Linked DNA regions of Homo sapiens: regions 2 and 3 are each linked to region 1. A link is a loop called in an ENCODE intact Hi-C map of the cell type or tissue named here. Cell type or tissue: mammary epithelial cell. All regions are shown on one strand. Region 1 has its middle 11 kb from the start of OSR1. Region 2 overlaps LAPTM4A-DT (LAPTM4A divergent transcript). Region 3 has its middle 120 kb from the start of LINC00954.

Region 1 (2,500 bases):
TATCATCTTTGACACTCCCATTTTACAGATGAGAAATTTGACCCCGGCAATGTGATTTACCCAGTAACAGCATTGCAACTCAAAGCTGGCTTTCCTGTCATCTGGTGGGTACTCCTTACATTTTGCTCCCTGCTCCTCAATTTTGTGATTTAGATCTTGAAGGAAGAGGTCTTACCAAGGGCCTCCCTTTGTTGCTTGTCTTCAGAGGGAGGACAAAGCTTGCATCAGGCAGTGATGTTCCAGGTACAAAGCCTTTCATAGACCTGCAGGCACACAGCAATAGACAGATACACCCATGCCTGGGCCTGGGGTTTGGATGATTGCTCTTCAGTGTAGCAGCTTTATGAAAACATTAAATGTCATTACTTATTTCTTCATGTCCAAAATGTATACTTCAACATTTTTTCTCTGTAGACAAGTGTCACTTTTACTGCAATCTTCAAGCCAGATGTTCCTGGTATAAGTGGTAACAGCTGCCACACTGGCAGGAGTGTGGCTCCAGCCAAGTCACTTTCCAAAAGGACCCAAAAGCCCTCTCTGTGAGAACACTGACATGACAGAAGAAACCCATACCTGGCCCGCCTCGAGCTGCTCAGGAAACCACTGTGAAGGCTGGAACAGGGGTATTTGGGGAGGGCAGTTTGCCAAACCGCTGGCTGCATTTCCCTCTTCCTCAGTGATGAGCTGGGGTCCTGGGTAGGGAGTGCCGAATCTGCCTCCTTTTCTTCAAGCTTCTTTCAAAGCAGTGTTTGTAGTGCCAGCACCCATTATCCACATCCTCATTGGTCTCAGGACCTAGCCATTGCCCTTGCTTTCTGTCATACTTGCCACAGTCTCTATGATCTTCAGTTGACATTCTATTGTTTTTGAATTTTGCTCAAGTTGCAGCCGCCTGGTAGCATTTATCTTCTCAGTTCCCTTGGGCCTTGGTGAATTCCTCAATAAGGTCCCATCTCAGCATCAGCATTTCCAGAAAACACAGGCACAATTTGCCTTCGTCTTCAGCTAAGGCTGAAGAACTTGATTCAGCCAAAAAATAACTGTTGTCTTTGCAATTTTGGCCCTCTGGCTGAAAGGTCTATTATCCAAGAATGCCATCCTACTGAGTAAGGTTGAATTTATAAGACACATGAATACATGAACAGACACACAAACACACTCTCTCCAAAACATAGCTATGGGTGGCTGCAGCGTGATGCTTTCTCCAAGAGATGGCGAGCTCATTCAAACAAAGTCTTGGCTTCTTCCCATGGGTGTGAGGCCAGCATTTAGTGGGAATAAATCACTTTAGGTTTTGAGTCTGGCTAGGTGTGAACTCAAAGGATGGAAAACCTTTTGGGGATGAGCTTTCCAGAAACCAGTGGCCAGCAGAGGTCACTTGGCCCAGGGCCTCCAGGAGTGGTCCAGCCATTGCCCCTCCATCCAGGATCATGGGCCTCAGCCCTGTAAAGAAGCAGCTTCCTCCCTAGAAAGACCAAGAGGTGGTGGAAAGAGACAGGCTTCTAGTCCATGTCTCTAGAACATGCCTCTCCCCAGCTACTTGTTTTTGGGCAAACAGCTTAACCACCTGAAACTTCAGTTTCCTCATCTGTAAAAACAGGATGAACACAAGTTCTATGGGATTATTGTGATTAATGAACTAACGTTTGTAAAGTTCGTGGCACAAAGGGAATAACTGATAAATCCTATTTTCTTCTGCAGACTAGACTGTGATTTTTATCACTTATTGAGCTGAAGGATCTTTTAGGAGAATTTCCTCCTCAAAATCAGAACCGTTCTCAAGCCTGGTGCTGCAAGTACAATAAGAACAACTGTGCCCATTATTACGCCAGTGTTGCTCAGTTCCAAGTCCACATTTCTACGCTCTGCTGTGTGACACCAGGGCTGGGATCTGCAGGCTAAAGTTTTCCTCTGTCAGATGACTTTCTCTTAGATTTTGCAAATAGGGGCATGGGAGCAGCAACCAGGGGTTGGCCTCTAGCGATGGACTTTCACTTAGCATCGCCAGTTGGTTCCAATCTTCAACTTCTTTCAGCACTCCCAGAACCAATCTCATCATGCCCTAGGAAGGTGCCCTCCCCAGTGGGGCAATAACTGTCCTCAGAGAGCTGAACCTCTACTCCATGGACTTCCTATAGACTTCCTGAGCCACCCAGAAGCAGCAAGGATGTGCTGCCTCCTCAGAGGGCTGAGCCCAGTCCTACAGGGTTCGTCCTCTGAGCTTCTAGATGCTGACACCCACAATCTTTGCCTTTGTTTCCCCACCCTTTCCCTAGTGCTCCCAGTTTGCTTTCTTGGACCAGTTTAACCCATCTTCTATATTAAATTCTCTCTGTTGAAATGCCTAGTGTGGTTTCTGTTGTCCTGACTGGACCCCAACTGATACACAGATCAAGAGTGCCAGTTTTCCTAGACGATCCTCATTCACACTGGCTTTCCTAGGATCTTGTCTTGTTTTTGTCCCAGACGCAATTGTCCTGGTTTCTGTGATAAATTGTAA
Region 2 (2,500 bases), 730 kb after region 1:
GGATGGCTTCAGCCCAGGGAGTTGAGGCTGCACTGAGCCATGATTGTGCCACTGCACTCCAGCCTGGGCAAGAGAGAGAGACTTTGTCTCAATCGATCAATCAATCAAACATTCTCACCAGTCACCAGATACACCCTTCCAAGGCACAAAACAGACTGTGCCCTTTCCCTGTCAAAAACCTTCCACTGCCCGGCTGGGCGCGGTGGATCACGCCTGTAATCCCAGCACTTTGGGAGGCCGAGGCGGGTGGATCACGAGGTCAGGAGATCGAGACCATCCTGGCTAACACGGTGAAACACTGTCTCTACTAAAAATACAAAAAAATTAGCTGGGCTTGGTGGCAGGCGCCTGTAGTCCCAGCTACTCAGGAGGCTGAGGTAGGAGAATGGCGTGAACCCGGGAGGTGGAGCTTGCAGTGAGCCGAGATCGCGCCACTGCACTCCAGCCTGGGCGACAGAGCCAGACTCTGTCTCAAAAAAAAAAAAAAAACAACAAAAAACAAAAAACAAACAAACAAAAAAAACACCTTCCACTGCCCCCGCCAATAGGAGAGAGAAAAGAATTCCATAAACACCCGTACTTCATACTTCAGTATCATGGCAGACAGCGCCCACCGCACGGTTGTGCCACCTGAGTCCCATAACAGCTCTCTGACCCAGGCAGAAGTCCCCTTTGAAAGATGAGAAGCTGTGGCTCCAGGGGACACATGACTGGCCTAAGGGCACTCAGGAGGCCTCCTGGAAGCTGGGTCCCTTACCTCCAGCCAGGGACCCTCCCAGTGCCCATCCCCTCCCCTAATTACCTCTAAAGACCCAGTCTGGTTACTTGCTATGAACCAGTCTCAGGCATTGGGAACCACAGGGATGGGCCAGAGACACACACAAACCAAGAAAACATCTTTGTGGTATCACAAAGCAAAGTGTGAGATGTCAGCCGGAACCAGGAGTGGCCAGCCTGGACGGTTGCCACTATGGAGGTCCCCGGAGTAAATGTCCGCCTACCCTCACTAGGACCCGTGGGAGGCCAGTGTTCCAGCGGCCACTTCAGGAGACACAGGGTCAAAGGGCTGATGTGTCTTTCTGTGATTCCGTCCTGAGGGGCCAGAGGGGTGTGACCAGGGAGTGCCTGCCCCAGCACATAGGATGCCCCAGTGTGGAGTCCTTAAATGAGCAGGCAGCACGTGTTTACTGGAACCCATATTGAGCCAGAGAAACACAAGAGAGGTAAAAATTATATCATTGTAAACAAGAAACCAAAGTTGCTTTTCGTTAATGAGGTGAATAAAACTGACATTTGCATCAGTCATCTTGCATCCAGCACAAGAAACCTGCCCGTGGGTAAGGCCGCCCTCTTGCGTCGCTGCCTTGTAATGTCAACTCGTCTTAGCCGCATCTGCCCCTTCTCCCTGCGTGCAGGTCAGCACTTGGTACGTTCCTAGGGAAACACCAGGCTTCAGTTGGCTCCTTGGGGCAGGGGCAGCAGCCGCCCAAGCCGGGCTACAGCTACTCTATCCGAACCAGTTTGTTCCTTGACACTTTTTACATGTTTACGCTCTCAAAAATTATTGAGGATCCCAATATGTTTATGTGGCTAATATCTACTGAGTTATACCATACTGGCAACTAACACTGATAATTTTAATATTTATTTAAAAATTTCATTTTATAATATAACTTTTTCTTTTTCCTTTTCTTTTTATTATTTTTTTCTTTTTTTGAGACGGAGTCTCGCTCTGTCACTCAGGCTGGAGTGCAGTGGCACAATCTCGGCTCACTGCAACCCCTGCCTCCTGGGTTCAAACAATTCTTGTGCCTCAGCCTCCATCTCATGCCTCCTCAGCTGGCACTACAGGCGCCACCACACCTGGCTAATTTGTTTGTATTTTTAGTAGAGACGGGGTTTCATCATGTTGGCCAGACTGGTCTTGAACTCCTGACCTCAGGTGATCCACTCGCCTCAGCTTCCCAAAGTGCTGGGATTACAGATGTGAGCCACTGCGCCCAGCCAGTATAACATTTTAATAAAAATAACTAGTTTTTTTTTAATGTACAGAAAGTGGCATTATTTTATACTTTTGCAACCCTCCCTTTAAGACCTGGATTAGTAGAAGACAACTGATTTTCACATTTGCTTCTAAACGCAATCTCTCGCCGTATCATATCATGTAGCCTCTGGAATACTCCGCTGTACACCTGAGACAGAATGAAAGTGGAAAGGGCAAATAACGTGTTTGTATGGTTACATATTTTTATTTTTTCCAATCTGAATAGCAATCAGTTTATATTGTTATGAAAACAAGTTTGATCTTGGGACGCTCTGTCTTGAAAGTCGTGGGAATGCCCAAGCAGCCCCAGACCACTTTGAGCACTGCTGAATTAAGAATATGGTCATGTGACATCGGGCACGGTGGCTCACGCCTGTCATCCCAGTACTTTGGGAGGCCGAGGTGGGTGGATCACCTGAGGTCAGGAGTTCGAGATCAGCCTGGCCAACATGTTGA
Region 3 (2,500 bases), 380 kb after region 1:
GCTGGGGTGCCAGGGTGGGCAAAGAAGCCGGGGAAGACAAAAACAAAGACCTGTTTTCTGGCATGGTTAGCTGGGAGTGAGGGGCAGTCACTCACAGTGGGAGAAAAGAAAAGGGAAGAAAGAGTGAGTCTAGGAGAGAAGGGTGTTCAGTGTGGGTGTGCTCAGCATGGGGTGCCTGCAGAACACCCACAGGCTGATGTTGTGTGGGTGCAGCTCAGCCTGTAAGCTCTGGGATGGCCAGTGGCTGGGGGCTGTGAGGCTGAGCTGAGGGACTCTCAGGAGTGGTGTGAATGCAGGGGCTAGCACCACCATTAGTGTGCTGTTTAGTATACCCTGCCGCTTGTGCTCCGTGGCGACCAGGGGTGGCTGCGCTGCCAGATGGAGACACAGGTGTGGTGTTTGGGAAGTGGGGCTGGGTTCTTGGGGCTGCGGGTTCCAAACTGCGAAACTGCAAACTACAGACTTTATGCTGCGTGTGAAAGACTAAGGGGCAGGGAGAAAGGGGCTGCAGAATGGCAAAATTGTCTCGTGAGGCCAAGGGATTGTGGCTTTGGCCTGTTATTCTGAGAGTTCAGACTGTAACCCAAGGCCGGAAGACGGCTGAAAGTCACGCCAGAGCCTCCTGTCTTCCCAGGGTGGAAACTGTGTTTCGAGTTGCCTGGCTAAATCCCCAAGAGGTGCTCTCTCGGGAAGCAGCTGGGAGAGGAGGACAGAGGGATGTGCAGACAGCAAGCAGGCAGCGCTGGGCACCGCTCAGGGTATAGAAGCCACCAAGCCCTAGACCCCGGCAACCTTGCAGGTGGCTCAGGAAGAAGGCTGGGCTTTGTCCCCACCTCGCAGCTCCCAGCACACTGGAGGGTGGCGGCACACAAGCGTGTTGTTCTCCAAAGCCACTGGGGCACTTCCTGTCAGTTCACATAATTGAGTATTACAGTATTTAAATTGCAAATTGACGATTATTTTTACAGGTGTCATTTTAAATATAACACGAAATTTCTTGACATGACATCAGCCCTACCACACAAACAGCTGCACCAGGCCGCCTGCATGTGTGGGGCACATGGCTGGGCCAGTCATGTTACGACGTACACCACAGAAGTGCAGTGGGAGAGCATGTGTGTGTGTGTGTGTGTGTGTGTGTGTGTGTGTTACTGACATGGTGTGACAGTCAGTGTATAGATGTGTGTGGTTGGGAATGTGTATGTGTGGACCCATGTTTGTGTGTGATGGTGAACATGTATGTCTGTACAGATCCATGTGAATGAAGGTGGGAGGCATGGGGTATGTGGAGACATTGGGCCTAGTGTGCCGGAAACTGTGTGTCAGAGCACCCCGCTGGAGGCCCCAGCCCCACAGGAGATCATCGCTAGACAGGCGGAACCTGGCCTGTCTCTGTCTCTAGAGCTGACCATGAGGTTGCTGCAGGAAGTAGACAAGCTCTATTCTTAAGGTAGAGGGGCTGCCAGGGTGGCCCAAGGTGGTGCTGCAGTGCCCTCCAGTGGACAGTGCCCCCGCCCCAACCCCCAGCCAGACCCACAAGTGGATTGAGAGCATGCAGCGTGTGCCTGACCCCGGGCCCACGTCCTCATCACTCACCCACCTGAGTGGTACCGAAGAGCCTGCCCTGAGGCTCCCCCAGCTCACAAAGGCAAAGACTTAGGGGAGCTTGGGTCAGGGCTGAAATTCACCACCCAGGGCCCTCCAGCCTTTACCCCAGCTGGGCCAGGCATGCCATGGCAATGCCCCCACCTCCAAGGTTGGCCACGGGTGAGCCTCTTCCAGGAAGTTTCCCGAGTCCCCAGGCGAGAGGAACTCCCTTCCCTCGCAGCCCTTCCTCAGGGTACAACTGGGTCTCCAAGGGGCTACAGTGCCCCTTGAGTCCCTCTAGAAGCCTCAGAAAACAAGGCCTGGGCCTGGCATGGCACCTGCTACCTGCACTGAGCAGAACACAGAGCAAGACAAAGAGAAGACGCTCTACAAAACAGCAAGTGTTCATTTACTGTTTCATGTAACTAACTGTGAGGTTTTTAGAGACAGAGACAGAGACAGAGAAGGGAGAAGGGGCAAACGACGCAGGCTCTGACCTTCACCTAGCCCTGTACTTAAGCAGTACTTAAGCAGGGAGTGTGAGCACTGTACTTAAGCAGGGAGTGGGTGACTCAAATGTAGCAACTGTGCTAGGCAGCTATTTTTAGAGTGGAAAAAGGGATATCTCAGGGAGAGACTTAAACCTAACAAAAGAAGAATTTTTCTGGGCTTCCACTCTAGCAAAATGTTATTCGTGGCACCAACAAGCACCCACCAGGCTGTCTGGCCACAGATGAAGAAGCAGCACAAAGCTGCATGGGCACTGGCCTGGCCTCAGCCTGGGCTCCCGAGGCCAGCAGTCACTGCCACTGGCCAACGCCCTGAGGGATGGGGCATTGCAGAGGAAAGCAGGGGCATCCAACCACTGGGAGCCAGAGGGTTCTAGGAAGGCCAACCATGGCCCACCTTTGCC

Evidence for each region. Peaks named below come from ENCODE experiments on the same cell type or tissue, not always from the same donor. Only the 100,000 strongest peaks of a DNase experiment are listed, where the experiment ranks them.
Region 2: a loop joins it to region 1, with 13 times the contacts of the local background. A loop is called at or near these places in 4 of 110 quality-filtered maps.
Region 3: a loop joins it to region 1, with 15 times the contacts of the local background. A loop is called at or near these places in 21 of 110 quality-filtered maps.

What each region holds. Positions count from the first base shown.
Region 1 is chr2:19,368,338-19,370,837 of GRCh38, forward strand. No RefSeq gene overlaps it. Among named protein-coding and RNA genes, the nearest start is that of OSR1, 11 kb to the left of the region's middle. RefSeq lists a silencer at 1,091-1,385. In mammary epithelial cell, a CTCF peak has its summit at 1,201; no DNase peak of the experiment used is centred here.
Region 2 is chr2:20,097,003-20,099,502 of GRCh38, forward strand. All of the region lies in intron 2 of LAPTM4A-DT (LAPTM4A divergent transcript), which reads left to right. Among named protein-coding and RNA genes, the nearest start is that of LAPTM4A-DT, 46 kb to the left of the region's middle. In mammary epithelial cell, a CTCF peak has its summit at 1,342 (motif pointing left); a DNase peak (open chromatin) is centred at 1,369.
Region 3 is chr2:19,745,342-19,747,841 of GRCh38, forward strand. No RefSeq gene overlaps it. Among named protein-coding and RNA genes, the nearest start is that of LINC00954, 120 kb to the right of the region's middle. In mammary epithelial cell, a CTCF peak has its summit at 1,485 (motif pointing left); no DNase peak of the experiment used is centred here.